4 separate regions of the Homo sapiens genome follow, and regions 2, 3 and 4 are each linked to region 1. The links are chromatin loops, found by intact Hi-C in ENCODE. Cell type or tissue: IMR-90. All regions are shown on one strand. Each heading gives the region's core, and the rest is flanking DNA. Links, peaks and the distances in the headings are about the cores only.

What was found. Hi-C counts contacts between places; a loop is a spot of excess contacts. Peaks named below come from ENCODE experiments on the same cell type or tissue, not always from the same donor. Only the 100,000 strongest peaks of a DNase experiment are listed, where the experiment ranks them.
Region 2: a loop joins it to region 1, with 2.9 times the contacts of the local background. A loop is called at or near these places in 2 of 110 quality-filtered maps.
Region 3: a loop joins it to region 1, with 5 times the contacts of the local background. A loop is called at or near these places in 88 of 110 quality-filtered maps.
Region 4: a loop joins it to region 1, with 6 times the contacts of the local background. A loop is called at or near these places in 71 of 110 quality-filtered maps.

Annotation. Positions count from the first base shown.
Region 1 is chr2:42,091,946-42,099,765 of GRCh38, forward strand. It overlaps LOC105374531 (a long non-coding RNA gene), which reads right to left and starts at 5,848. Exons shown (of 2, transcript XR_940001.1): 1 at 5,672-5,848. RefSeq lists enhancers at 7,017-7,336, 7,527-7,586 and a silencer at 7,707-7,796. In IMR-90, for the core only: a CTCF peak has its summit at 4,159 (motif pointing right); a DNase peak (open chromatin) is centred at 4,166.
Region 2 is chr2:42,293,501-42,301,320 of GRCh38, forward strand. It overlaps EML4 (EMAP like 4), which reads left to right. Exons shown (of 23, transcript NM_019063.5): 12 at 1,625-1,759; 13 at 1,881-2,016; 14 at 7,741-7,820. Among named protein-coding and RNA genes, the nearest start is that of COX7A2L, 64 kb to the right of the region's middle. In IMR-90, for the core only: no CTCF peak of the experiment used is centred there; a DNase peak (open chromatin) is centred at 4,861.
Region 3 is chr2:42,238,026-42,245,845 of GRCh38, forward strand. It overlaps EML4 (EMAP like 4), which reads left to right. Exons shown (of 23, transcript NM_019063.5): 2 at 7,480-7,662. Among named protein-coding and RNA genes, the nearest start is that of EML4-AS1, 72 kb to the left of the region's middle. In IMR-90, for the core only: no CTCF peak of the experiment used is centred there; no DNase peak of the experiment used is centred there.
Region 4 is chr2:42,192,403-42,200,222 of GRCh38, forward strand. All of the region lies in intron 1 of EML4 (EMAP like 4), which reads left to right. Among named protein-coding and RNA genes, the nearest start is that of EML4-AS1, 26 kb to the left of the region's middle. RefSeq lists an enhancer at 3,237-3,381 and a cis regulatory region at 3,303-3,316. In IMR-90, for the core only: a CTCF peak has its summit at 4,487 (motif pointing left); a DNase peak (open chromatin) is centred at 3,329; H3K27ac peaks cover 357 bases.

The sequences.
Region 1 (7,820 bases), core at 2,229-6,228:
AAGCTGTTCACCTGGCTTAGCGGAGTCTTATCCCACACACGCACAGCTTACTGTTTTGCCAAAATTCAAGGAAACCCCATGCAGATTGCTGGAGCTCCTTCTCTGCATACCTCCCTTCTCTCCAGTACTCTGTCCACAAATTCCAGCTGCCTCAGCCTAGCGGACTTCCAATCTCAACACATCAACTAAATGAGGACTCCCAACTCTGTTAGGTTCCCCTCTCCTGTGCTTGCTCTGAAAAGTGCCTCCAGGCAGAAAGCCTGAGTGATCAAAGGGTTCTCCACGCGTCTCTCCCATTTCTGCATATCTTACAAGCCAAGGCACTAACCACCTCTGTTCCTATCTTTTCAAGAATGTTTGTACAGTAAACAGCTGTGAAAGATAGAGATTATGTCTCCCTGTGGAGGAAAGGGTAGGTTTGTGTATTGTCCACTGCTAGAAAGATATTGTCTTCCCCCAGGACAAAGTTCAAGTAGGCAAAGTGCCCATTTTGAATGCTCGTGGTTCCCTAAGCTCAGGGTTCCTCTTCTGTAATGCAGCCCTCTACATGGGCACATGCTACTCAGACTTCTTCATTACTCACAGAAACAGCAGTGGCCAAAGTACAAACATTTGCCCTGGTTCTTTGAGTCTCAGGAAGTTGCACAGGAACCAGGGCAAATGTTTGTACTCCGGCCGCTGCTGATGCTGTGAATAATAAAGCCCTTTGTCTCTGACCTAGAAGTCTTTTGTCTTCTGCCAGCATCCGTGAAATGGTAGCAAGCTAACTTGTTAACTTACAAATACAGTAAATTTCAGACTCCTTCACAATTCTTGACATACCTACTATGTGTGAGGCTCTGATTGTAAGAGGGGTACCCTACAAAACATAGATTATAAACTGCTCTTCTGCAGACAACAATCTAGTATGAGATAAAGATTTTAAAAGACAAACATATCATTTTTAAGTGGCAGCAAGTATCAAGAAAGAAATTAGGAAATTGCAACAGAGAATGACATGGGGGACAATTTTAGATTAAGTAGTTAGAGGAGGCTTCTCTGGACAGGAGACACTTAAACTGAGTCTTAGAGATAAGAACAAGCAGACCTATGGCAAGCAAAGGCAAGAGCCTCCCAGGCAGAAGGAATCACATCTACAAAGGTTCAGAAGCAGCAAAGAGTTTGGCACATTTTGAGGAATTAAGAAATCAATATGATTAAAGCATAGTGACCATGTGGGTGCTAGGTAAGCATGGAGTTAATAGGCAAGGTCTAAATCAGGGACCTCAATCCTGGCTGTACTTTAGAATCTACCAAGGAATATATCAAAAATATCAGTGCCCCAGGTCCATCCGAGAGCAATTAAATCAGAATGTTTAGGTGTGAAACTCAACCTCTGATAATCTTTGAAATAGTCCTAGGTGATTCTAATATGCAGCAAGGGTTGAAGACCACGGATCTTGAGGCTGCCAGAGCCTCGTAGGAGTCTGAGTTTTATTGAGGAGTTCAGATTTGAGTTAAAGTGTAATAAAAAGCCATTGAGGCCAGGTGCAGGTGGCTTATGCCTGTAATCCCAGCACTCTGGGAGCCTGAGGCAGGTGGATCACCCAAGGTCAGGAGTTCAAGACCAGCCTGACCAAACATAGTGAAACCCTATCTCTACTAAAAATACAAAATTAGCCAGGTGTGGTGGTGCATGCCTGTAATCCCAGCTACTTGGGAGGCTAAGGCAGGAGAATCACTTCAACTCAGGAGGCAGAGGTTGCAGTTAGCTGAGATCGCGCCATTGCACTCCAGCCTGGGCAACAAAAGCGAAACTCCATCTCGAAAAAAAAAAAAAGCCATTGAAGGGATTTAAGCACAGAAGAGATACCATGTTTTAAAAGGATCTCTCTTGGCTGCTGTGAGAAGGATGGATTGGAGGAGTTCTGTGGTGGAAGCAAAGAGATGAGCTGGGAAGTTAATCAACTTGTCTAGACAACAGGTGAAAATGGAGGCTTGGACTAGGGTGTGGCTATAAGAAGAATACTAGGAAACATGATTGGATGAGTAGAGCGGAGCCAGATCACAAATACTCTACAATATCAGATTGAGGAAATTAGGCTTTGTCCTGCGGGTATCAGGAGAAGTGGGATATTTAAGTATCACGAGTTGGGATTACATCCAGATGCAAGTCATAGAAAACAACTTGCAGTGGCTTAAACAAAGGTTTATTTTTCTTACATAAACAAGGAATCTAGAAGTAGTATCATTTGTTCAGTTGCTCAAGGTCAAGAGCAGCATCTTGGTTATTCCCTGATGGTTGCAAAATGGCTGCTGCAGCTCCTCTGTAAACAAATTCATGGCAGTAAGGAAGGAGAACAGGTGGCACCAGCCACCTCATCAGATTGGAAGATATACAAGTTTCTTTTAACAGGCATTGGCACATGTTTCTAGAGACCACATCCACCATTTTCACTGGTTGTAACTATGACTCCCTTTCCTAAAGGGAGAGCAGACAAGAAAAGATTTAGCTTTTTCTAGACACTATCATGCAGGGAAGCAAAAACTGCTAGAATTCTGAGCTGATGAATAACATCCTCAAAGAGGTGTTTTAGGAGGGTACAGCCCAGGGGACAATAGAAAAAGTGGAAAGAGAAGAACTAGCAAACCAAGCACATTAAGAGGCAATTGATGAAGTAAATAGGATGAAGATCTGAATTGAAATGAAGACAGCAGAAATTAAAAAGGGCTTAGCTGAAGGGATGTGTCTACTCACAGCTATAGGCCTAGAGATGTTTTTCTGTGCTTTCTTGTAAATGTGTATAACTTTTGCAAAGATAGAGAAATGTATATAAGTAGATGTGCATTTCTGTAAATTCATGTTCCTCTGTGTCCATAACTGTGTCATTTATTTAGCAAATATTTATTGAGCCCCTCCCTTTGTACAAGGCAGCATGCCAGGCACTATGGGGGAACACTAACATCGGTCAACCACAAATTCTACCCTCAAGGAGATTACAGACCAGAAAAGGAGAAAACACGCATCCCCAAAGAGCCAAAATGCAAGTTAGTAAAATGACAAATATCATAAAGTTATGAAAGTTCAGAAGAGAAAGTCATTCCCTTAGCTGGTAGAAGGTTCATCTGAGTTGCTACAGGCTTGCACCTGCAGAAGGTGGCATCTGAGCTAGGTCTTCTTTTGTTTTGTTTTATTTTGTTTTTGAGAAGGAGTCTTGCTCTGTTGTCCAGACTGGAGTGCAATGGCGTAATCTCAGCTCACTGCAACCTCCGCCTCCCAGGTTCAAGTGATTTTCTCCTGCTTCAGCCTCCAGAGTAGCTGGGATTACAGGTCCCCGCCACCAGGCCCAGCTAATTTTTGTATTTTTAGTGGAGACAGGGTTTCACCATGTTGGTCAGGCCGATCTTGAGCTCCTGACCTCAGATGATCCACCCGCCTCGGCCTCCCAAAGTGCTGGGATTACAGGTGTGAGCTACCGCGCCCAGCCTGAGCTAGGTCTTAAAGAATTAATAGGCCAGGTGCAGTGGCTCATGCCTGTAATCCCAGCATTTTAGGAGCCCGAGACAGGCAGATGGCTTGAGTCCAGGAGTTTGAGACCAGCCTGGGCAACATGGTGAAACTCCATGTCTACGAAAAAAAAATTAGCCAGGCATGCTGGCATGCACCTGTGGTCCCAGCTACTCAAGAGGCTGAGATGGGAGGATTACTTGAGCCTGGGAGGCAGAGATTGCAGTGAGCCTTGATCGCACCACTGCACTCCAGTCTGGGCGACAGAGTGAGACCCTGTCTCAAAATAAATAACTAAATAAAAATAAAAAGAATTAATAGAATGGGGGGGAGGAATGTAGGAAGGGGGCAAGTGACAACACAGCATTCTTGTCTAATTGGCTAGAAAGGGTGGTGAAAAATAAGCCTGGAAGAAGTAGATCCAAAGAACTGCATCTTCTTTTACAGACTAGCAAGTATTTACTGGACTCCTACTAAGGTGGAGGTACTATGCTGGAGCCTACATTTCTACATTTGTGTTTCTATGTTTTCACATATGTGTGCCTGTTTGTGAACAAGTATATGTTTTACTCTGTGTACACAGCTGTGTCTCCCTTTGTATGTTTTAGTTGGCATCTTAATGTGTACATTTACACAAAACTTTGTGTGTATGTGCCTACATATGCCCAGCAGGTGGCGCCCAAAATCATAACTAGCAAGGAAAATTTTACCATTGTATTCCCATACCCAGCACCATCTCTAACAAATTGAAGATAATAAATATGTATAGAATGAGTTGATGAAATGCTAACATGCCCCATGGAAGAAATGGGGGAAGGAGAGAAGTTCAGAGAGGCTGACCCATCAGCAAAGACCCCCACAAAGGGTCTGTTGGATTCATGGTCACACTCATAGAAGTCACAGAGGGGTCAGCAGGGGGATGTATGATAAAACAATAAAACGTATTGTTTGCTATCACCCCTAAGGCTTCTCCTCCTCATAATGGGGCATCTAACCCTGATCCTTTCCTTCAGCTCACTTTTATTTAGTGCCTAGTGAGTACTAGGACCTATGGGAAACACCACCTCTGCCCTGTAGGAGTTTACAATCTACGAAGAGAAATAAAGCTTATTAAGAAAATAATAATAACAGAGCTGGGCACAGTGGCTCACACCTGTAATCCCAGCACTTTGGGAGGCCAAGGAAGGAGGATCACTTGAGCTTAGGAGTTCAAGGCCGGCCTGGGCAAATGGCAAAATCCCATCTCTATAAAAAATTTAAAAATTAGCTGGGTGTGGTGGCACACGCCTGTAGTCCCAGCTACTAGGGAGGCTGAGGTGGGGGGATCACTTGAGCGTGGGAGGTAGAGGCTGCAGTGAGCCATGAGCGTGCCACTGCACCCCAGCCTGGGCAACAGAGTGAGACCCTGTCTCAAATAAATAAATAACAACCAATACAACCCTCTCTGCCTACTGCTGAGGAAGTTCCATCGCACCCCGTATGAGAAGTGCTCTGTTAAGGACAGAGCCATGGAGCCAGAGGAGGGTCCAATTGATCTTCTTAAGGACCTTTTGATCCAGAGGTCTCTGCCCAGTGCACATCTGGCCCTGGCACCTCCTCCCTAACCCTTTCCCACCCTGGCTCCTCCTCCCTAACCCTTCCCCACCCTGACTGCTTCCTAACCCCTCCCCACCCTGGCACCCTTCCATAGCCTGTCCAGGAGAAAGAAGGCCTCTGATTGCCCACAGTGACTCCTGCTCTGGTCATTTCACACAAGAACATAGATAGCACCATCAATATTCTCTTTGCTCACTTCACAGGGGAACTGAAACTTAGTTTTGTAGGAAAAACCTTGAACGAACAAAGATCTAGTAAATGGGACCAATTTCAGGTCGCTGCGCACTATGAGGGCTGGCAATGCCAAACATGCTAAAAGGCTGAGTTGTCATCATGGCTGGTTCTGGCTGCTCAGTCCTCCCCATTGCCTCGGTCCTTTCTCCGCGCTTCCAGCAGCACTTGGTGACGGATATATGATGCCACTGCCGGTCAAGGCTTCCCCATGAACCTCTGAGGAAATCCACATACCTCAGTCTGGCACTCAGGGCTCTCTGCAAAGTGGACCTCACCTCCTGCTCCAGCCACTTCTCCCATTATTCCTCTGTACCCACCTGCACCCCACACTCTCAGCTCCCCAGATATACTCACACTTTCTCTCCCCTGCACCTTTGCTGAGGCGGCTCCTTTTCCCTGGAAGGTCCTCCTTTCCCATCTCCACCTGACAAATGACCACCGCCTTTCAAGGCCCACTTCAAATGCCACCTCCTTCCTCATGCCTTTCATGCTCCACCCCAACCCAGTGTAGCCTCTCCCTCCTCTCTTGGCAATTGTCATCCTCAGCTTCATTATTTTAATGTTTATTATTCAAATACCAGATCCTTCTATTAGACGCTAAGCACTGCAAGGGAAAAATCTGTTTCTTATTCACCCAGCATCCAGCAACCCATCTGACATGGAGTAGATGCTCAAAACATGCAGAGCAGCCAGGCGCAGTGGCTCACGCCTGTAATCCCAGCACTTTGGGAGTCCAAAGCCAGCGGACCACCTGAGGTCAGGAGTTTGAGACCAGCCTGGCCAACATAGTGAAACCCTATCTTTACTGAAAATAAAAAAAAATTAGCCAGGCATAGTGGTGGGCACCTGTAATCCCAGCCACTCAGGAGGCTGAGGCAGGAGAATCGCATGAACCTGGGAGGCAGAGGTTACAGGGAGCTGAGATCGCGCCACTTCACTCCAGCCTGGGTGACAGAATGAGACTCCATCTCAAAAAACAAAAAACAAAAACAACTTTCAGAGGTGCTACAGCTAAGTCTGCTGTGAATGTGGACAGCTGTACTTCAATGCTACAAGACACAGGAGCAATGAACCGTGAGCTTCAAAGGGTCCACACACTGATGCTCTTTCCATGACAAGATAAAAATAAGGCCACACTGAGACCTACCAGGTGCCAAGTACCTCCTGGCCCTAACTCCCCCCACCCCCACCAGGCTCCTGGCCTCCTCAATCCTCAAGGACTGACCACCTAGAAAATCTCTCTCCTTCCCTTCCCTCTCCTCTGCCATGCCTTTCCTTCCCCTTCTCTTCTTTCCTCTGCTGTTCCTTAAAGCCCTGGGGCTTCTGCCCCCAGAACCCTGAGGGGAAAGTCAAAGGGCTGAGGGAGCCCACCCGCTTCTGAGCAGTGCAATGAGGAAGTGATGATCAGAGGTCACTGTCTTGGTCAGTTCCTGTTTCTGAAGCAAAGATGCCAAAATCTGTTCCTTTTTCTTGTGAAAAAATATTGGGGTTTTGACTTTCAAAATTCCCGGAACCAATGCTGTCACTGTGAGTTGGCTGCGTTTCTGTCTGCCTGTGTCTGTGTGAAAGGTCTGCCAGGGCCTCCTAGGCCTGCTCCTTGTGGAGGAGTGTCCAGAGGCAATGTTGGAAGTGACATCTCATTCCCTGACGCTCCTGAGTCCCACAGACGCCCATCAGGCCGGTCTGAGGAGGGGCAAGTGCATCAGGACAGACCTGGCTCGGGTCTCCTATTTCCTCCCAGGGCCTGGCAGAGGACTTGCTCTGAAGGGAGCCCCTCCCCAGGCCTAGATCAGGCTACTTGGAAGTCCCTGAAGTGGTGGAAACTTCAGCAGGCCACTCGGGCTCAGGTGATGTGGGCTAAGTTGGGAAACTCCATCTCTGTTCTGCTTCCGAGCTTGAAGCCATCCTACCCTGGAGGCAGGCAGACAAAGCCACCACCATGCTTGCCCCCAGCCTTGGGCCAGGGCATACCTCCCAAGCCCTGGTTTTATTTGAAATGGCTGGACAACACCACTTCATGTAGAGATCATGGATCCATCCACCTTGTGGAGCCCTAAGCTGAGAAATGAGGTACACCAGCATGGGGAGCAGAGGTGGGGGGATGGTGGGCTACAGAAACAGGTGCAAAGCAACTAAGCCAAACTCAGAGCCTCAAGCCAGGGTAAGAGAGAGAGAGTGGGGGTTGGCATTGAAGTTAGTATCAAGGTGTGCAGTTCAGAGTGGTCTTGGGGAAGCGGTGGTGCTAGACCCTCTGGACTGGGCCCACCTCGGAATGGCAGGTAAGAAAGGGCAGGGCAGGGTCTGGGTAGCAAGTTCTCTGTGTATGCAGGAAGCAAAGATGAGAGCTTTCTAGCAAGTTTCACATCTGGCCTGTGTTTCCTCTGGTCTCTGCTTTCATTTATACTGTCCCCACCCAATTCCTTCCTCTTTCTCTCATTCATTCAACAAACAGGTGGTGCATTTACTGTAAGGCAAGCACAATTCTAGACAGCAGGTTTGGATG
Region 2 (7,820 bases), core at 2,488-6,487, 200 kb after region 1:
GAACTGTGAGGGAAAAAAAAGAATTTACAACAACCGTTTCAAGTGTCATTTAATTAGTATAACATAAAATTTATTATTTTTAACTCGGTTCATAAGACTATCATCTTTATCTTGGTTTTGTTTCGTTTTGAGACAGAGTTTCACTCTGTCACCCAGGCTGGAGCGCAGTGGTGCAATCTCAGCTCACTGCAGTCTCTGCCTCCCGGGTTCAAGCAATTCTCTGCCTCAGCCTCCCAAGTAGCTGGGATAAAGGCGCCCACCACCACGCCCAGCTACTTTTTTGTATTTTTAGTAGAGACGGGGTTTCACCATCTTGGCCAGGCTGATCTTGAACTCCTGACGTCGTGATCCACCCGCCTCAGCCTCCCAAAATGTTGGGATTACAGGCGTGAGCCACCACGCCCGGCCCATGTTGTTTTGCCAAAAGGAAATGCTTCCGTACACGTAAAGTTCTTTGCTAAGTTAAAAAGTAGACATTAATGATCACCCTGTAAATAAACACTAGCTAATAATAAGGAGCTTTACAGGCATGTAGTTAAGTTTCACCTCAGTGTTAAGTTTGAGTAGATGATTTTACTATAAAATATCAATTTAGTGAGAATTATGATTTACTGAAATTATAGAAATACACTGTTTTAGAATGATATCCTCAATTGAAATCATTTTAATGAAAAAACTAGTAATTTCTTCTTGAGTCTCATGCTTGTATTCTTCCTAGTCCACCATAAATCTTTTAAACTTAATGCCTGTCTTTGCTAGATTTTTTGAGGGAAAAGAGCATAAAAGCCCTCTGGGAATGTTTTTGTTTTAATTTCTGTAGGAATCAGTAGTGACCATTCTAAATCTACTTTTTAAGGGTTCAGCCTGAAGGACATATCTCTAAATTAGTCCTAATCTCTAAACATTTTGTTGAGGCTGGGCGCAATGGCTCATGCCTGTAATCCCAGCCCTTTGGGAGGCTGAGGTGGGCGGATGACTTGAGGTCAGGAGTTCGAGCCCAGCCTAGCCAACATGGTGAAACCATGTCTCTATTGAAAATACAAAACTTAGCTGGGCATGGTGGTGGGCGCCTGTGGTCCCAGCTACTGGGGAGGCTAAGGCAGGAGAACCACTTGAACTCCGGAGGCAGAGGTTGCCGTGAGCCAAGATCACTCCATTTGCACTCTAGCCTGGGTGACAGAGCAAGACTGTGTCTTAAAAAAAAAAAAAATTGTTGCGTGAATGAATGCTCCATAATAATAGTACAAAGAAAGATAAGACTTTCTTTTCTTTCTTTCAATACAAATAGCAGTGTCTTTAAGAAAGAATGTACATTGCTCTTAAATTCGACAGTTTTAAGTGTACTTTTCTGGCATGTGCAAGAAGTTAAAGGTATTCATATAAGTGTCTTTCTAATGCAGCGTTTTTATAAATAGCATAAAAGGTGATACGATAATACAAGGACATCAAATTTAAATCATCCCAAAAAATACATTATCAAAATTTTTCAGGAAAATTGTCTTAGAAGAAGAGGCATTTTCTCAAAATCTTGCCCTATCGTTAATTGTAAGTAGCAGTAATTGAATTGATACTTGAAGGAGATAAGGATATACATTCATCTAAAGCTTTATTTCCCTTTTCATAGACAACAAATGAAGTTGTTTTGGCTGTGGAGTTTCACCCAACAGATGCAAATACCATAATTACATGCGGTAAATCTCATATTTTCTTCTGGACCTGGAGCGGCAATTCACTAACAAGAAAACAGGGAATTTTTGGGGTAAGAATCAGATTGTTTTAATGTCATTAGGTGTATAAGACTTTAATTTTTTTAATTGTTTAATAAGCATCAAGTTGTCATGGCAAAAAGAAAACTGAAAATTTTTATTGTTTCCTTGTAGAAATATGAAAAGCCAAAATTTGTGCAGTGTTTAGCATTCTTGGGGAATGGAGATGTTCTTACTGGAGACTCAGGTGGAGTCATGCTTATATGGAGCAAAACTACTGTAGAGCCCACACCTGGGAAAGGACCTAAAGGTACAGTATTCTTATATTAAACTCATTTCTGGTAATTCTCACATAGTACTCTTTCAGTCCCATCTCTTAGACCAGGAGAGAAAGAGCTGCAGTGTAACAATATGAGCAAGTCACCAACATACCTTTTGTTTTCAGCATTCTTCATAATCTTTTTTTAATGAAATTATTTATCCAGTTATTTATTAAGCTTATATAACCCACATTTGACTATACTGAACCATTCCCTTTAGGAAGTTAATAATTAGAAAGAAATGATATGGATATATGTTAGTTTAAAAAGTATAAAGGCTCACTTTCCCCTGAGCTGGTTCTGGGATATCTGTTAGAGCAGAATGCATGGCCATGTGATAAAATGGAAGAGTGGAGAGAAAAGGAATAAACTCATAGTTCAATCCACTTCTCCTTTTTCTTTTCCTCACTGCAGCCCTTCTTCCCAACCTTAGTGTAGGGGTCCTTGGCATCCATTCAGCTTTACCTCAAATCAGTTTTCCTAAAAAACACAGATTTATTCTTAAGTTTTATTTGCACCCAAATATACAGGTCCTCTTTGCCCTTTTCTACGGTAAATGAAAAAATTAGAGGAAGGACATGGAAAATAACCTTTTTTAAACCCCATTTTTCGTTACTATTTAAGAATAATCAAACTTTGAAAAAAATGTCCAGAGTACCATGTACTTCCTTCAGAGTAGGAGGTTCTAAGAGAAAAATTGGAGACCTGGTTCTAAAACCAGTGGGCCAGGAGAAGAGAGAGATTCTTAGCAGCAACAGGTGGTAACAGTAGAAATAGAACTAGCTAGGTCAGCCAGTCCTCAATAATTCACCAAAAAAAAAGTAAGAAAGGAGGTAATGGGGAAATCACCCTGAGTTTTCTGAGACATTTCCCCTGGGGATTGGCAGGGCAACATGTCCTTTCTCTTGTTCATTCACCTCCCCTAAACACACTGGAACAACACCTTATACTTCTCTCTCTCTCTCTCTCTCTGGAGTCCTTGCATCAGACCATGAAAATCACCCTAAGTGATTTATGAATAAGGGAATCCCTGTTCGTGTGCTCAGAAAGACCCGATTTACATATCTGCCTTCCCCAATAAGCTTTCCCTGGGCTAGCACAGTGTCTGGCATTTGCTATTAGCTGTTTGAAAACTATTTGTCAAACATTAAGGAAATAACTTTCATCTTAACTTTGGGTGTCAATGTAGGAGTAAAAGTTGAGTAGTATTGATGAAAGCACTGTTTTCACCGAAATGTGGAATTTAAATTTCGCATTACTGTTTTCTTATGACTGCACAGAGTTTCATACTGTATTTTTTAGGACAGATATTCAGATGCTCCTTGACTTCTGGATGGCATTATATCCCGATAAATCTATCATAATGTCAAAAAATAATAAATTGAACCAACATAAGTTAGGCACTATCTGTACGAAATTAATGTTTTAATTAAATGTTTTTCAAATCCATTCACCTGAATGTCTAAGCTTGGCAGTTGAATTAGACCTATTAAGAAGTTTAAAACAAGAAGCCTTAAATTGTATTACCATTGACTCCTATCTCAATCATTGGCCATATATTCTTAGCCTCTTTCGTTCAGTTTAGGTTCAAAATTTACACACGAGAAGAATGGCAGTGGGTTGAGGGTTCTTAAAAAATAGAGTTACAACAACAATATATTATCAACTACTTTTCCCATTTATTTCTCTTTTCTTTTTTTCTTATTTTTCTTTCCTGGGCACATTTACTTAGTATCAGAAATGCCAGGAACAGCATAGTCTATTAAAACAGTGACTTTTAAATTGTTCACGAATCTCCAACACTGAGCAGAATTTGCGTATAAATATACCCTTTTGTTAGCCTTAATATTTGTGTTCAGGTTGGGGACAGGAAGAAGAGGTTCAGAGGTTTTTATTTTGGTCTTTGAAAAATTTGTGGCTCAACCTCTCTACATATGCACAAACAGGAAACAGGAAATCCAATCTTGTAAATTGCTGGGCACATGAAATGGCCTGTGTTGTACTTTGCCACATGACTAACCCTATTATGGGCAAAGTTGCTAAGAATTTGAGGTTTTCAATTGGCTGGGAAGAATTTGGTGAGCGCAGTGAAATAAATGGAAGTCCAGACCAGAGTAAGTGTCCACAGTTTCCATTTTTTAATTCTGGCCCCCAGATTTCAGTAGATCCAATTTACATATTCCCAACTATGACATTTCTGCACCTGTGGCAGTCTTACCAACCAAAATTTGAGTGTACTGTGACATCCTGTCTGATAAAAGGAGATTTTTTGGATGGCAGAAGTATAATTTCACAACTAATCCTTTTACTTTTGTAATAGGAGACAAACCAAAACTGTATTTTATGTCTTAAAAGTGCTTTTATATATTTTTTTCTTGTTTCCAAACCATTTCTTCCTTAAACATGAATTAATGTGAATCTTCAAAGTAATTAGTGTTTTCTGTTTCTTAAGTAGGTATGAGGTATTTGTTATTTATTTCCTACACATATGAAATAGATTGAAATTGTTCTTATGCAAAATAATTTGTAATCTTTTAAGTGGGTAAGTGGAAGTTGAGAGTATCTACAGAACCATTAAAATGTTCACCATTCTTAAGTCTTGCAAAGGAGCTAAGAAACACTGCCATTTTATGTGTTCTCCGAATAATCAAATGGGCCCAGTTGCTAAGAATACAACATAAATTTCAAAGTCTCCCTAATATTTTATTCTTTAAACAGGCACAGAAAGCCTTCCAAACATCTTTATTTGGCAGGCAGTGTAAACTTGCTTTTTATGGAAGCTTTGTGTCTGTTAGAGATGAGAAGAAAGGGTGAGGTTTGTGATTAAGTTTGGATGGACTTGACCATATGAGTAAGCCTGAAGGCAGAGTAGGTTTTTTTAATTCAAGGATAATTATTTTCCTTGGCAGGGATTTCAAACATTATTTGGCAACTGAAATATCAGAAATACAGGCCCATAAGAAAGACATCTTTGGCTATAAATTTGTTTTACAGGTAAATACTATATAAAGGAAACTTTGATAATTTGTTTAAATTAGAAACACTAAATTTTTTAAGCTAAGTCGATACTAGGTCCACCTCAGGAAATAACTTTCCTGGAGTGAGAAGGACTCACTGACTTGATCACTATATAGAGTATTTTTATTTCTGATGAAGCATTTTTTTCTTCATTTTTTTTTCCAGTTTTCCATCATTCTGGGAGGATTTTAAGTGTTTAACAAGGTTTTTGTCATGTTTAGAAATACGGAAAGCAGACTTAAGCATAGAAAAGCTTTATTTTCTTACATTCTGATAGAGAACTATGAAACTCCCACACCTTTGCTTTTTGTGTTTTCTTACATGATACCTTCAGGCTACTCTTGTTAGTTTGACCATGCACAGGGAAATAAGCCTAGAATTTGCTTTTCTCTATTTTTATTATCCAAATAAAGCCAGTAGTACTCTCAGAAAATTCTCATCTCTCAGGTGTCCTCCCTCTCGTGGTAACATCAGAACAGAGATAGATACTTATCTACCTATGCCAGTGAACACAGTTGTGTTGTTCAATTTTTAAGGTATTTTTAGATGATAAATATTGATGTAAGTGGAGACAGTTGACCTGAACAGCAAGTTTGTTGGAGTTCTACTTCCAGCTCTGCTGAATTGGGCAAGTTCTCCTCCAAATCAAGCAAGCCCTTTCCTGTCTCCCTGCCATATATACCCATCTGTTAAGTATTTGTACCACTAGCATACTCAAACTGAGACATAATTTTTTTTAGGATACCAAAGCCTTAGAAATTTTAGTCAATTTGTTAAGTATAATAGCAGCTCAAATAGATGAGTAAAAAAGAACAATCTCAGTAACAACTTCGATATATAATTCACATACCATGAAATCTACCCTGTTGAAGTATGCCTTTAAGTTCAGTGGTTTTTAGTATATTTACAAGGTTGTGCAGCCATCACCACTATCTGACCTAAGGACATTTTCATCACCCCAAAAAGAAAGCCTGTACCCATTAGTAGTCACTTTCTATTTCTCCCTCCCCTCAGCCCCTAGGTAACCACCAATTTCCTTTAGGTCTCTATAGATTTACTTGTTGATGACATTTCATATAAATGGAGTCATACAATGTGTGGTCTTTTATGACTTGCTTCTTTCACTTAGTTTTTTTTGTTTTGTTTTGTTTGTTTGTTTTTTGAGATGGAGTTTCACTCTTGTTGCCCAGGCTGGAGTGCAGTGGTGCGATTTCGGCTCACTGAACCTCCGCCTCCCAGGTTCAAGCGATTCTCCTGCCTCAGCCTCCCAAGTAGCTGGGATTACAGGCATGTGCCATCATGCCCGGCTAATTTTGTGTTTTTAGTAGAGAGGGTTTTGCCATGTTGGCCAGGTTGGTTTCAAACATCTGACCTCAGGTGATCCACCCACCTCGGCCTCCCAAAGTGCTGGGATTACAGGTGTGAGCCACAGTGCCCAGCCTTCACTTAGCATTATGTTTTTAAGATTCATCCATGTGGTGGTAGCATGTGTCAATACCTCATTCCTTTTTATGGCTGAGTAATATCACATTGTATAGACATACTGTGTTTTTAAAATCTATTCATCAGTTGAGGAACAGTTTTAGAAAATGAATAGTTGTTAAACCTGAATTTTTTCAAGAGGACTAAGGGCTGTTTATTGACTTACTTTGGCCATATTTCAATAAGGTTCTACCTTCCCATTTTGAACCTGGTAACTAATTCTGTAGGACATCATCTTCCAAAAAGCTTTACTCTTGCTCTGCTAGCCTATCTAGCTAAAGAGCTTCTCTGAGTAAGGCATTTATGAATACCAAAGAAAAAGGTATGAGTACTATCATCTTATTCTCACCCTTAAAAGGGGGCAAAATATAATTTAAAAAACCACATGTGTTTGCCTAAAAGACCTTTTATGTACCCCCTTGGTCTCTCCCTGGGTACTTAACAAAGTGTGCTATGGGTATACAAGAAAACTGGGCTGTTATTTAGCCATCACATTGGTACAGCTGAATCAATTTTTAAAATACTGAAATTATTCTCTGCTAGTAGGTCAAAAGCCATCACTGCAGGTATCCATTGCCTACCTTTGTCCCAATAACTTCTGTAGTGCCCCCATATCTCAGCAAATAAAGGGGAGTAATCCTTGGCACAGCAGAAGGCCTCTGGGTTAACAATGGTTGTAAAACGTTAAACGTTGTGACTGTTACCTCAGAAGGTCAACCAAAGATGTTTTTGCAAAGTTAAAGGAACATCAAGGTGGGAGACTTGAGCCTAGTCACAGCTTTGTTATTAGCTAACTATGTGGTATCCCCTAAGCTGCTCCTGTACCTCTTGTGTCTTGAGCTCTCATATCAGAAGAGTGACACCTACCCTAGCTACCATACAAGATGATTATGAGAGATAGTAAAGTTCTGAAACCTATACTATATCCCCTTTCGTCTGTGGAATTATCACTACTTTTGCTTTGGTTTTTTGTAGGAAAATATTTTGAAATATTTTCAGAGTAAATAAATATTGACAGAAATGCAAAAGATTGTATTATACCCTAAACTTTACTACCTGCTTTGCACAAAAGACTTGCTGAAAATAGGTTTTTGATTGAGTCATATGAACTTTCTGATTATTAACTCTAGTTCTACTGAAGTTTTCTTCCAAATAGACACTAAAATCTGAAGAAAAGTATTATCACTAGTGTTTTTATTTTTCCCTCATATTAGGTGTATATCAAATCAGCAAACAAATCAAAGCTCATGATGGCAGTGTGTTCACACTTTGTCAGATGAGAAATGGGATGTTA
Region 3 (7,820 bases), core at 1,223-5,222, 150 kb after region 1:
TGATAGTTCAGTATACACTTTATTTCATGCACAAAATTATTTTTTAAATACTGTATAAAATTACCTTCGGGACATGTATGTAAGATGTAAGTGGAACATAAATGAATTTTGTAGTTAGACTTGGATCCCCTCCACAAGATATCTCATTATGTATATGCAGATATTCCAAAATCTGAAAAATTTGAGACCTGAAACACTTCTGGTACCAAGCAATTCAGATAAGGGATACTCAACCTGTAATATGTTTTTAAAATAGAAGAGGTCCTCATTTTAGAGACTTCTCATATAAACAGTTCAAAAAGCTTAGTTATTCAATGTACCATAATATAGGAAATTAGATTGGAAAGGGAGCATTGCTATGGATAGGCATAGCTAATCCCAACTGCAAAGAGGTAAGGGGAAAAGTAGAAAGAAAGATTAGAAAACCAAAAATGTGGTCTGGTGCAGTGGCTCATGCCTGTAATTCCAGCACTTTGGGAGGCTGAGAGGGGAGGATTGCTTGAGGATGGGAATTCAAGACCAGCTTGGGCAATATTGTGAGACCCATCTCTACAAAAAAGAAAATTAAAAATGTAATTTTGTTTTTATTTTTTTATTTTTTATTTTTTTGGCAATAGGGTCTTACTCTTTTGCCCAGGCTGGAGTGCAAGGGTGCAGTTATAGCTCACTGCAGCCTTGAACTGGGCTCAGACAATTCTACTGCCTCAGCCCCTGAATTACAAGCATGTGCCACCACACCTGGCTAACTTTTAAAAAATTGTTATTTATTTGTTTTAAAGACAGGGTCTTGCTCTGTCACGCAGACTTGAGTGCAGTGGCACAGTCATGCCTTACTGCAGCCGTGACCTCTTAGGCTCAAGTGATCCTCCTGCCTCAGGACTGGGACTATAGGTGTGTGCTGCCACCCCCTGGCTAATTTTTTTTGTAGAGACAGGGTCACCCTAGGTTGCCCAGGCTGGTCTTGAACTCCTCGGCTCACGCAATCATCCTGCCTCAACGTCTCAAAAGTGCTGAATTATAGGCCTGAGCCATGGTTCTCAATTATTTAATTAGAAGTATAATAGCCTCTAGGGCATCATTTCACCACAGTGCTTGCAGCGTAGTAATTAATATTCTAAATGAAGACTGAGTCACCAAGAAGTGGTTACATTATGATGGTGTGCCCCCACTAAGAAAACAAGACAGTAAGTATTCTGTTTTAGAAAGATATAAAATCGGTAAAATCCAAAGGTACTAGAATGTGTAGGCATGTCTTATTCTGATATGATACTGGATTGCCAACTTTTGGATATTTATAATGAAACACAATATACTTACCTTTGCAAAGGTGACACATTTCTCAACAGTTCAGAAAAAAATTAACTGTGATTCAGTGTAATAAAAGCATAATGAATAGCTATCATTGTATTCTTTAAACTGTAATATTTCAAACTTTATAAAGTTTACGAAGTCACATGTAGATTTCCTTGTATTTCTAAAAAGAGACTGACTCATGCCGGTAAATAGATCAGACTGATAGTGAGAGGTTTCTGGATCTCCGTTTTCTCTTCATTCTTTACTTTTTTTCTTAATGAGTTCAAAAATGCTTGAGAATTCATTTGTATTTCATATTTTAACCTTCAAAGCTGGAAACTATTTTGAGAAGGGGCAACAATTTTTAAAAACCAGGGGGCAATTAGAAAAAATGTTTAAAGGGAGGGGATTACCATTTTTAGCTTATACTCCTACTCTATAATAAAGGCGGCGGGGGGTGGGGTGTAAGGAAAATGATCTAATCTACTTGATCAAGAAAAGGGAATGTTAATAGCCCTCAGAAAATATATTCATTTACTGAACAGTTATATCCCTTAGTTTATTGTGAATGAGAATGGGGGCATCTTAGAGATTGGGAGGGAAAAAAAATAAGAGCAAAGTTTTCAAAATGGAAAGAACAAGAGCAATGCATAATATAGTCATCAGAGGAAGGAACTCTGACTCGTTTGCTGTGTGGCCATGGGTAACTCACCTGATGTCTCAGAGTCTTAGTTTACTTATTTATAAAATGATGAGAGGGGTTGTTGGACTTCAAGATAGTGTCTGTTCTTGTTTTAGTAATCTATGATAGAAATTTAAGTTATTTGCATTCTCCTTTGCTATGTTCCTTATAACACTGGAACACTGTAACTGGAGGAAACTTGTTTTAAGAAGTTAAGCTTCAGAAGCAATGCATTTTACCTTAAAGGGCATAAATTAATACACATTTTTATTGTGAAATTCGAATAATACAGGAATACATACACTAAAAAGCAAAAATTTATTTTTATTTCCTCTTTTCTAATCTTACCTTCCTAGCCAGAGGTAACCCAGTTACCAGTTTGATGTGTGTACTTCACAACTTCTTTCTGTGTACATTATATATACATATGTGTGTGTGTATATGTGTGTTTTTTGTGTTAATTTTTTAAAAGTGTGTTTTGGTGTGTGTCTATCAATTATTCAGTACATATTGTTTTGCAGTTTGCTTATCCACTTAAGTCATCTTGTAGATTTTTCAAATTTTTAGCTTATGCTCCTACTCTGTTATTTTAAATTATTCCATGATATTCTATGGTATGGACATATTACAGCTTATTTAACCTCATCCTTAGACTTCAGGTCATTTCTAATTTTGTGGCAATAATAAACAGTGCAATAAAGAACATCACTATAGGATAGCAACTTACTGAAAGCATCCTGTATTGCCATGCCATGCATTATTTCATCTAATCATCCCAAGCCTGATGTAAGTACCAGTTCACATGAGTAAATTACACGTGAAGAAAGCAGTCACAGAGTTGGTAAATAGCAAACAGATGGCCGGGCGTGGTGGCTCACACCTGTAATCCCAGCACTTTGGGAGGCCAAGGCAGGCAGATAGATCCCTTGAGGTCAGGAGTTTGAGACCAGCCTGACCAACATGGCAAAACTCCATATCTACAAAAAAATAAAAGTTAGCTGGGTGTGGTGGCATGCGCCTCTGTAATCTCCCAGCTACTCCGAGCCTCAGCTAATAGAATCTGAGGCAGGAGAATCTCTTGAACCCATGAGGCGGAGGTTGCAGTGAGATTGCACCACTGCACTCCAGCCTGGTCGACAGAGTGAGTCTCAAAGAAAAAAAAAAAGCAAACAGATAGATGTATTTAGTCAGTGTAATACCAGAGTTAATGCACTATTCTACCACAGCTTTTATTGAATTCTCAAAGAAATTCATGCCCCTGAAAGGGTTAAGAGCCAGGATTTTAGACAGGAAGGAATTAGAGCTGTGAGGAACTCTGGTGATAACTACTATGCTCTGTTACATTGCCATTGCTTGTTGCCTTGGCTATAGTGACCCTGTAATTGATCATCCAAGTCAGGGAACTTGAGAGTGAAAGAGGGGGCATTATGATAATATTTATACTGAGATAGGAGACATACTTGTTCTGGAGAAACTGAGATACTTGAACATGTTAACCCTAACATAGGCCATCATCACCTTTCACATGGGTTACTGCAACAGCCTCCTGTCTGTTCTTGTGTTTACTCTTATCCTGTTCCAATCTATTTTCACACAGCGACCAAAATGATCTTCCTGAAACAAAAAACGGATTAAATCACTCAGTAGTTTAAGCCCCTTGCGTGGCTTTGTGAAAGGATGTATTTGTTTGGTCCTCATGTGATTATTGTTAGAATGCAGCATAGAATAAAATAAAAGGCACATAAGGTGAGAGTCAAAAGACTTGTCTTTGAGTCTGAGATACCTAGATTAGTTTGGTGACCTTGAGCAAGTTATTTAGTTTGAGCTATTTCCTCCAGTGTAAAATATAGATTGTGTGTGTATGTGTGTGTGTCGGGGGGGGGAAGCTGAGGTAATAAATATGAAAGGCACAATATAAATGCAGGCAATTGTTAACTTTGTATATGTTATGCCCTTTGAAAAATTGTTCTTGTGTCTCACAGTGTCTATCAGGGTTTGGTAGGAATTTTACAAGCTGAACCACCTTTCTTGTCACTATCCAAGTTTCACACAACTTAAACACCTTAGTCATTTTTTAAAAAATCAAAGTTTGTAAAAGTTTGCTGAAGGTAAGTTACCAAGCTGGTACTAAAACCTAGCACCCTAACCTTGGCATTATAGCCTGATGATCTAGTAGTTCAGCTGCCTTCCCAGAATAATTAAGCAGGTTATATGTTTACAAAAATCATATAAGCATTTTATCTGTGGTCATAATATAAAGATATAGCTCATCTTTCATGAATTGAGAACATTTTAGAAAAATATATCCATATAGTTTACTGACTTAATCGCGGCCTTTGGTTTACAAATAATGGCTTGCAAAAAGTGAATTTATTACGTTACATAATTAGCTGGGAGGAATATTGGAGCAGCTCTCAGAATTGAAGGGCCAAGGCTTCAGAGAGTATAACTGGAACACAAGGTAGTTAGAACCACCTTTATTTTTGACAGTCCTAGGGTGACATCCTGGTAGCTGGAGAACCAAGGTGGATGGGCTATAACTCTACCTCTGGGAAATTCAAGAGGGCTTCATTTGGCCTATCCTGTATCTCATGACTACTACTCCTGTGGTAGTATTAGACTGAGCCATATTAACTAACTCACTTCCTTCCTCCCTCCCTCTCTCCTTTCCTCCCTCCCTTCCTTCCCTTTTTTCTCTTTTCTTTTCTTTCCTTTTCTTTTCTCTTCTCTTCTCGTCTCGTCTCGTCTCTTCTTTTTTTCTCTTTTCTTTTTTCTTTTCTTTCTGATAGGGTCTTCCTCTGTCACCCAGGTTTAAGTGCAGTGGTGTAATTAAAACTCACTGAATCCTTGAATTAAACCCATCTTTGACTGGGTTTAAGTGAGCCTCCCATTTCACTTTTCTGAGTAGCTGGGACTACAAACACGTGCCACCATGCCCAGCTAATTTTTTCCATTTTTGTAGACATGGGTTCTCACTACGTTGCCCAGGCTGGTCTCGAACTCCTGGGATCAAGCGATCCGCCCACCTTGGCCTCCCTAAGTGCTAGGATTACAGTCGTGACCTGCCTTGTCCAGCTGAAATTTCTAGTAGTAATATTTATACAACTGAAAAGGTCATTTTATATGGTTCAGTCTCATAGTATGGGGCGCAGAGGGTAAAGTGAAGCATCATAGATTGACAGCTCTACTAGGACCAAGAAATATGGTGGAGTTTCACAAAAGACAAGAGTGGCTATTCTTCCTGTGAGAAGAAGGAGAATAGGAAAGAATTTTGGGTAGAAAGAATAGTGACCATAGTCTAACATACTTACAAAGAATATAGATCAGCTAGAATTCAGCTAGACCACCGTGGAAGTGAAAAATACTTAAAATATAAAAATTTCTAAGGCGAGAGACTGAATTGTTCTTATCATTCCTTAAGCATCTCAGAGTTGGACACATGTGCCTTTAAGTAACAAATGTGCTCAAAGTTTTCAAATTGTAACTTTTGTACTTTGTACATATCCTAGGCACACCCTCCTTAAAACAATCCTATTTAAAGGTGAAGAAATTAATGCTCAAAGAACTTGCCTAAGATTATGTAACTAGTTAATATGGAACCAGAATTTGAAGTCTAGATTAAAGATGAAACCCAACTTTTCCTTCAATATCTACGTCTCAAAGATAAGACTGTCAGTGAAATACCAGTAAAGACAGAAGAGAGTACATGTGTATGCATGGGAGGTCTGGTGGTGTATATCATCTTAAATATGAAATATGAATATTGTTTACTGTTCCATAATGTAATGGTGATAGCTTTGGTTTTTTAAATGTTGTGGTGGTGGTTTTAAACTTTGAATTAAATTAAGTTCCATAGCATATTATCTCAGTGTGAGAAAAAAACAGTACATTCTGCCTTATTGTCTGAATGACTGAAACAGTCATTTAAATGATCTCAGTGTGGTCCAAACAGCTCTTACATTAGAATCTAAAACTTGCCCTCAGTGTAAGCCAACGGTGTTTTTAACAGTTAGTTATTTCCCTGAATTTTCCTGCTTATACTGAATGAACCAATAGCAATTAATGTTTTTTTTGTTTTTTGTTTTTTGTTTTTGTTTTTTGTTTTTTTTTTTTTTTTGAGACGGGGTCTTGCTCTGTTGCCAGGCTGGAGTGCAGTGGCGTGATCTCGGCTCACTGCAACCTTTGCCTCCTGGGTTCAAGCAATTCTCCTGCCTCAGCCTCCCAAGTAGCTGGGACTACAGGCACACGCCACCAAGCCCGGCTAATTTTTTGTATTTTAATAGAGACTGGATTTCACCTTGTTGGCCAGGATGGTCTCGATCTCCTGACCTCATGATCTGCCCTCCTCAGCCTCCCAAAGTGCTGGGATTACAGGCATGAGCCACCGCGCCCAGCCAGCAATTGATGTTTCTATATGTTTGGATTCTTATTGACCCAACAAATACAGTAGTATAGTCTAAAGTTACATAACTTTGCAAGTCCTTTGTAATTGCTGTGGTATAGCTAAGCCTTATTTGAATAGTCTTTCTCTTGTTGCTGTTACATACCTAAGGCAAATATTAAGTATTTACTTCATAAAAACCTTTTTTTAAGAGAGGTTGTGGTGTTAGGTGGAGAGAAGGAGCAGCAAAAGGTCTTTTGTTAATTACATAGCAATACCGAGTTCTGTGGGGTGTGGGAGAGTATGATAGTAAAAAGTAAAGTAGTAAAGATGCTTCCTCATCATTGTTGGTTAAGGTGATAGACTCCCTATCTGATACATAAAACCAAACAAGTGATTTATATGCCTTTTCTGTTTTCATAGAGAACTGTGATAATAATGTAATTAAGAAAGGTTAAATAGTTTGCTGTCTTGGAAGTTTCCTGATGTCTACAAGATGATGTATTTAGGGAGCCTTTTCGTGAGAAAACCAATTAAGATGATGTTGTAAAAATAGGGGAAATTTGACCGTGGGGACAATTGTCACCATTTTAATGATTTGTGAAGTTTATTAACTTATTTTAAATTAAGATAGCTATAAAAGTCTTTATAGAAGTTAATATGTGTCAACATGATGAGATGTTATGGAGTTTTTTGTTTTGAAATTTTCTTTCTTTTTTTTTTTTTTTTTTGAGACAGACTCTTGCTCTGTTGCCCAGACTAGAGTGCAGTGGTGCAATCTCAGCTCACTGCACCCTCCACCTCCGGGGTTCACATGATTCTTGTGCCTCAGCCTCCCAAATAGCTGGGATTACAGGAGCGCATCATCATGCCTGGCTAATTTTTTGTGGTGTTAGTAGAGACGGGGTTTCACCATGTTGGCCATGCTGGTCTCCAACTCCTGACCTCAGGTGATCTGCCTCTCTTGGCCCCTCAAAGTTCTGGAAGTACAGGCACGAGCCACTTCACCTAGCCAGAATTTTTCTCATCTTTTGTAAGTCTTATGTGGGATGGTTTTTCTAATCAGAAATTACTTCTCAAGCAGTTTACTTAAAAATATTCCATATTTTATTTTATTTTATAGATGATAGTATTTCTGCTGCAAGTACTTCTGATGTTCAAGATCGCCTGTCAGCTCTTGAGTCACGAGTTCAGCAACAAGAAGATGAAATCACTGTGCTAAAGGCGGCTTTGGCTGATGTTTTGAGGCGTCTTGCAATCTCTGAAGATCATGTGGCCTCAGTGAAAAAATCAGTCTCAAGTAAAGGTAATTGTGTTGTAAAGTTAAAAAGAGTCTTGCTTTTTGCAATATTTTCTTTGAAAGTTGAAGCTGGAAATATAAAACTAGTTTCTTATGTGGATTACTTGTGATTATAGTTTGTTTTCCATTTCGTTTTTTTAATTCCCAAAAAGTTCTGAAAGTTT
Region 4 (7,820 bases), core at 2,291-6,290, 100 kb after region 1:
GTAATTTTTATATTTTTAGTAAAGGCAGGGTTTCACCACGTTGGCCGGACTGGTCTTAAACTCCTGACCTCAAGTGATCCACCTGCCTCAGCCTCCCAAAGTACTGGGATTACAGGCATCAGCCACCGTGCCCAGCCTACTGTTTTCTTTTTAAAAGACCATATTCTGACCACTCCAGTCCCTCAAATACTAGAGTCCTTTTATGAAAAAAATCTTGGTCATCTCTTGCCTCTTTGATTGCAATATGAAGAGTTAGATGAGAAATAGGTGAGCATCATTTGTAAACCCCAGACATTAAAGCATGAAGGATTTTGCTAGAATAACTGGCTCCCACTAGGATTCAAAAACCCAGAAAAACAGTGATAAATGAAGCAGTTGCTCTTCTCTGAGTCTTCAGAGCAACTGATTCCAGTATCATGATTTTCACTTTTCTGTGGTCCTTATCTAGAGACCCTGAGATTCTTGGTGCATCTGCAGAAAGCATTTAGGGTTTTGCTAATCTGGAGGAGTGATTGGTGAAACTCAACAGTCATGAAACTGCTTTGCAGACTCTGAGGTAGTATAGTGTATGTCAGGGAGGTGGTGGAAACTGACATGTTTGGCTGGTTGGCTCCACTTAGCCAAACCTTAGTCTTTAGCTGCAGTACAATATGTTTCATAGTAAAGAACAGTCATATACCACATATGAGGGTATTTCCATAAGATTTTAATACTGTATTTTACTGTACCTTTTCTGTGCTTACATACCATTGTGTTACCATTGCCTACAGTATTCAGTGCAGTAGTATTCTGTACAAGTTTATAGCCTAGGAGCAATAGGTTATACCGTATAGCCTAGGTCTGTAGTAGGCTATACCATCTAGGTTTGTGTAAGTACATTCTGTGATTTTGCACAATGAAATTGCCTGTGATGCATTTCTCAGAACTGACACATGTCTGTACTGCAAAACGTGCATGCAGTTTATTCTGCTGAAGGAAAAATTAGTAGAAGCTGGTTTTTAGATGAACGATAAAAAGAGTAAAAGCATTTAGAATGGTGTCTGCTGTGTGATTGTTTAGACTGACAGTGGAAAATTTCTTAGCAAAGAAGTTGCTGTTGCAATTTTATTTCTTAGGGCCAAACCCAATCTGATGCTATAATGAGAACTAAAATGATTTAAATTCCTTTAAGTTTTGACCTTTTTCATTGCTGAGATTTCTTAAAGGGACATTGTTGATATATTTTGCTTTTAAGTTTTCACTTTTGTCATCTATCTATTGAGTCATTATAGGCGTTCTTTTTTTTTTTTCCTTTTCTTAATGAAGTGGGGTCTTGGTATGTCACCTAGGCTGTTGTGCAGCAGCACAATCATGGCTCACTGCAGCCTTGACCTCCTGGGCTCAAGCAGTCTTCCTGCTTCAGACTCCTGGGTAGCTGGGACTACAGGCATGCACCACCATACCCAGCTAGTATCTTTATGTTTTGTAGAGACAGGATCTCACTATGTTGCCTGTACTGTCTGGAACTCCTGGGCTCAAGTGATCCTCTCCCTTTGGCCTCCCAGAGTGCTGGGATTACAGGCCTGAAACACTGTGCCTGACCTGCAGTCTTATTTTAAACTGTGTTAACATTACTTTATTGTGAAATAGTTGCAGAATTTCCCTTTTACCATTTTTAGGGTAATTCATGTTTGCTCATTTTAAATTTTATTAATCATTGTTTTTATAGCCTATATAAATATACACAAAAAGATAGTCATCATAAATTTTTAATGTGTAATGTTAATGGCTTATTTGAAATGGGATATCCTGTGGTGTTTGGTTAAGGAAATCAAGTCCTTTTAAATAAGATTAGGCAAAGTATATTTGTATATTTTTCAATTATTTTCTTTATATTTCTTTTCTTTTTTTTGTATCTAGTCCTGAATCCTAATCCAGATCTGTATTTTTCACTTCTCTCTCTCTCTTTTTTTTTTTTTTGCACTGGATAATTTATATCATTGTTGACTTGTACTATGGAAACAAATTTTTTGTCAGAAAATATTTTGTGAATATTTTCCCCTACATTGTGGCTTGCCTGGTTACTTTTTTAGTGATATCTTTTGATTGAGTAGGACTTTTTAATTTACCTTTTTTATTTCTTTTTTTTTTTTAGACAAGGTCTTGCCCTGTTGCCCAGGCTGGAGTGCAGTAGCTCATGTGATGCCCAACCTCCACCTCTTGGGCTCAAGCGATCCTCTCACCTCAGCCTCCCAAGTAGCTGGGACTACTGATGTGTACCACCATGTCTAGCTTATTTTTGTATTTTTTGTAGAGACGGTATTTTTACCATGTTGCCCAGTCTGGTCTCGAACTCCTGGGCTCGAGTGATCCACTTGTCTCAGCTCCTAAAGTGCTGGGATTACAGGAGTGAGCCACTGCTTGGCCAGGATCTTTAATCTTGATGGTCTGATTTATCATTTGTTCCTTAGGGCTTTGGCTTTTAGGTCTATGTTCTACCTTAGATTAATTTCTGTGTATGGTGTAAGATAAGAGTTAAAAGTTAATTTTTTTCTTACAAATATGCTTATAAATGCTAACAAACAACATTGTTTGGCAAAGACTTTGCTTTATTTCCAAATCAGGTAATCAGTATTATATTATAAAATTATTAGTTATTTCAAAGTAGTTGCATGGTTAGCTAGTTCATTGATTATAGAAGCTGTATTTTTTTAGGTCAGAATTATGGGTTTATACCTTCGGGATCCAGTTAACTTGGCCTTGTTTTGTGGCCATGGAATGTATTTCTCCTAAGTTGTTTTAGTCATTTGTTAGATTTGTTTCATTGCAAGTAAGAGGGTATATGATAACTTCATCATGCTACCAGATAAAACATTAGAGCATATGCCTTACACGACTATTAACTAATTTTATTTTGTGTGAGAGAGATTACATTATTACATTTTAAGGATACGGTATTCATAGTATTATAATGTTTAATGTATCATACTCAGTTTTTATGCCATACTAAAATAAGCAAAAATAAATTGATTTTAGTAAACATTAGAAATAATTTTTCAGAGTTTTGTATAGAGTGGGAAATGTAGATCTGACACTGTGAAATCCGTTTGTTAGGTTTTGTGGGTAAATAATGCTAAGTATAAAAATACAAGACATAGAAAAATTTAAAATGTACGTTTGCATATGCTTGTGCCAATATATAGACCATTCCATAAACCCAATCATTGGCTTACATTTCTGAGATACCAGCATTAAACATGAGTTATCTTTTAAGAGGCTGAATTTGAATTATATTACTCTGTTAGGATTTGTGCCAGCTTTTGGTTAATCATTATCTTGTTGATTATATTTGGTTCAAGATGACTCATTTTTCAAGGAGCTTTATTGCAACACTACATATTTACTACAGGAAGCCTGGATGGAAATGGAGCATCAGGTTATTGGAGATTTTTTTCTCCAATCTTTATTGTACCAAGTGTTATTAAAGTTAATTATTTTTCAATAACTGAATTCCCTGTGGAACCTAGTGCTTCATTAACCAACTGTAGGAGGATCATTTACTCCTTTTTCATGGCAGACAAATATATCTTTGATGATTGTTTAAATATTGGTCATACTTCTATACTATACATTGACCAGACTTAGATATAGTATTTTATTCTCATCAAATTGAGTATGGTCATTAACTGAGAATTTTGGAATCAGAGAGATTTGAGATTGAACCTTGTTTGTAAAATTTACTAGCTTTGGAAGCTTGTGCAAATACTTCTCTGAACCCTAGCGTTCATTCAGTCATTAATGAGTGAATTAATACATTCAGTCATTAATGAGTGAATTAATACATTCATTTATTAATGAATTTGGATAAAAATATTTACCTTGCAAGATCAGATTAAAAGGACATATAAAAGTATTAGCACTTAATATGTGCTTAATGATGATCACCATCTGTTGACGCTTGCTTATGGTATATATTGAGGTTAGGAGTGCCAATCATTTAGCCCTTCTGTCTCCAGGTTCTAAGAGATAAATAATGGACACAGCATCTGTTTCTAAAATTTAGACTGTCTGATAACAGCAGAATTTGAGACCATAACATGGATCTAAGGATAAATTGAGAGTCAGCTGCAATCACCAACAAATCTAGACTGTGAGACTATGATAAGAGTTCCGTCTGCCATGTCTGCTCTGACTACACTTAATCTGGCAGCTGGCGAGAAGATTAGAGGCTTACTTTATGTATCTAGTTATCAGCGAAACAAAGAGCTGGAGTGAGAAAGGGAAAGATGGCCTTGTTTTCTATGCAGTAACGTAATTTCCTTCTTGTTAAAAATAAGGTCCAAGGAAAGCTAAATCTAACCCACCAAATTAGTAACTTCCCTTCCCCCTCTGCCCATGCAGGAGTTTGTGGCTTGAGTTTGTGGAAGAGAGACTGGGAGAGTTTTCTGTAATACCTAATACAGTAACCACCCTGCCTCCACCCTGCCCTCTACTGTGGGAAAGAGAAGGGAAGTCTCATTCTTTATAATGGGAGATTAGTGTAAGAGTGCCCCCTACTTTGAAAAAGTAAATTTCACTTATGTTCAGTGTTTTTGTAGGCCCATAGAATAAATACAGTAGAAGAGCCCTGCAGAAATGAAAAGCCATGCTAGGAATCAAAGTAAATGTTGGTTTAAGGAAGTAAATTGTGTCTTTATTTATTTTTTGAGACAGGGTCGCACTCTGTCACCCAGGCTGAAGTGCAGTGGTGCGATCACTGCAGCCTTGACCTCCCAGGATCAGGTGATACCCCCATCTCAGATTCCCGAGTGGCTGGCACCACAGGCACGCACCACCACTCCTGGCTAATTTTCGTATTGTTTTGTAGAGATGGGGTTTTGCCATATTCCCAGGCTGGTCTCCAACTGTGAGGGCTCAAGTGATCCGCTTGCCTCAGCCTCCCAAAATACTGGGTTTACACGCATGAGCCACCACGCCCCATCTTTTAAACTTGTTAATAGAAAAATTGATGTTGGTAAAGAAAAAGAACCCCCCAAAAAGATAGATATAGGCAATAAAAATCACAAGTCATCTATTGGCAGGAGGTGATAAGAGTTCTGTTTGCAAAGATATATTTAAGACACCTGCTTAAATACTAGATTTTTTTTAAATGAAAATATCAGTAAATCCAAAACAATAGTCTTCAGAAAAAAAAAACAAAATGGTGTAAACTCAACATAAATTGTGAATCTGTTCTACAAATGAGTAATTTTAAATATCTGTGAAATATATATTGGTAGTGAATATTTTATCTTAAAAAGCAAAAATTTGAGAATGATCATTTATTGGCACTTCAGAAGAAACCAGTAAACGTGTAGCAAAATAGTGAATAAATGTCAGTTAAGCCAGTAAGTGTGTCATTAGCTATTGACAAAGATTACAGTTTTGGAAATAACTCCAGATGTGCTCCACCTCAAACCTTGTGTACTCCTTTAGCCAGGATTTATAAAATAGAATTAGAAGCATAATATATATGTTTGTAATTTGAAGCATAGGGTGGTGGTTAAGAATCTGGGCTCCAGAGTCACAGTGCCTACGTGTACATCCTGGCACCTGCAATTACTAGTTTGTAGCCTTGGACAAGTTATTTAATCTTTCTGTGTGCCCCATTTGTAAAGTGGTACTAATACAAGTACCTAGTTGATAGGGTTGCTTATCAGTGACTTTACTGGAATTACAGAGACCAGTTTGCTACAGGTTAGGTAGTAATGGAAAAAGAGAATGTCCAAACACCTGTAGCTTGCTCCTACCAGAACTTCTTAAGGGAGATAGAGGGAGTCTGACTTAAAATTGAATTTTTTTTTTCTTTTTTGGTTGGTAGAGATGTGAATATATATTTATCCTGAGGGAAAATGACCAGTGGATAGATCAGATGTGAGAGAGAATGGGCATGTATGATTGACCTAATGTCTCTAAAGAAAGTAATAGGGGAGACACTCTAAAGCACTGGGGGAAGGCTTGGTGTTTAACTCAAGAGGCACCTGTTTTAATGAGTTGGGAGGGGCTGGGTGTGGTGGCTAACACCTGTAATCCCAGCACTTTGGGAGGCCAAGGTGGGAGGATTGCTTGAGACCAGGAGTTCAAGCCTGGTCTTATGGGCAACATAGTGAGACTTCCATCTCTACAAAAAAAGAAGAAAAATTTTAAAAGGAAAAGGTGGTAAGGATGCTAATTTGGGGAGGAATATTTCTACCTGAAGTCTGCTATTTTCTCTTTGAAAGAGGAAGTGAGGACACATTCTGAGAAGTATGAGGTGGAGGTGGTGGAATTGAAAGCTGGAAGAGAGTTGTGAGGATTTGGAATAGTTATTGAGGCAATGGGAGTTGGAGTTCACTTGGAAAATGTAGAGAGACCAAGATGGGTTTGATGACCATGGGTTTTTGTGGTGGTTTCTGTTGTGTGTATGTATTCTCATTCCTTCCCTGTGTCTCTCTCTGCAGTACCCAGCAGCCATTGTGTAGAAACAGAAAAGCTGGGCAGTCAAAATGTTCTGGTATTGGTGGAGGCAGGACTTGACAAAGGAGAGTGGTTTGGGAAGACCCAGGGGCCAAAAGTTGAAAGTATTGCAGTGAGAGTGGTTGAAGTTATGTATCTTGGGGGTTTAGGCTGGAGAGGGAACACCTTGAAGCCAAGACAAGGTTGATAGGTGGGGAGAAAGTGGAAGAACATTAACACCAAAAGTTTCCATGAAGCTAAAGGGTGAAGTGTGATGGGGAATAGGAGTGAAAGAGACAAAGGATAAGGGCTTGGGGTTATGGGCCAAGATAATGAGTTTTAAGATTTCAGATGAGTAATTGTTGTGGGTAATAAAGCGAGTGGTTATAGAGGTGGATTATTCAATTGGGTAGTGGCTATCTCTTCACTCCTTAAGGAGGAGAGCAGCTAGGATGTTCACGTGGATTGGAATTTGCCCAGGCTAATGGTGGCTGAAAAGGTAAATTAGATAGTAAGATCAAAACTTATATGTAATTTGGAGAGTGACTGAGAAGTTGATTGATGATAATGATGAATAATTAGGTTAGTTGTTAGATCCTAGTTATAAGTAAAGGAGGAAGGTTTTGCAGGAGACTTTTGGAGTAATCATATGTGTGCTGCAATAGAAAGAAGACAGGACAATGCTGTTATCTCCCTGTTTTCTGTTGAGAGGTATAAGAGAAAGAATAGTTGCCGTTTTGACTCAGCTGGAATGGAAGTGGTGTCGTGTGGAAAAGTTGGTTTCAATTAGAGGCAAAAGGTAGACTGAGGTTCTGTAAAGGATCTAGAGAAGTTTATTTGAAAATAAGAAGCATTGCAAATGGCAGTAGTGAAAAAGGTTGGAAAAGAGGGTAACCTTTTGGGAGAGTGAGCGGGTAAGCAAGAGAAGGAACCGAAGCGTCACAGAAATCCGAGGCCATAAGTTACTAGTCAGATGGTAAATGTATCAGGGAAGTGAAAGTCATCTATGGGTTATTGTGGAATCATGGAAAGAGACCATTTGCTTTAAAGGATAAGTATATGGGGTATCATTTATGCCAGTCTTAAAAAACAATTTTGACATTGGATCATTCCTTAATGAGATGAACAGTGGCCGGGTAAATAAGGTTGCTGAGATTTAGAATAGAAATACCGGCCAGGCGCGGTGGCTGACGCTTGTAATCCCAGCACTTTGGGAGGCCAAGGCGGGCAGATCGCGAAGTCAGGAGATTGAGACCATCCTGGCTAACATGGTGAAACCCCATCTCTACTAAAAATACAAAAAAAAAAAAAAAAAAAAAATTAGCTGGACATGGTGGTGGGCACCTGTAGTCCCAGCTACTCGGGAG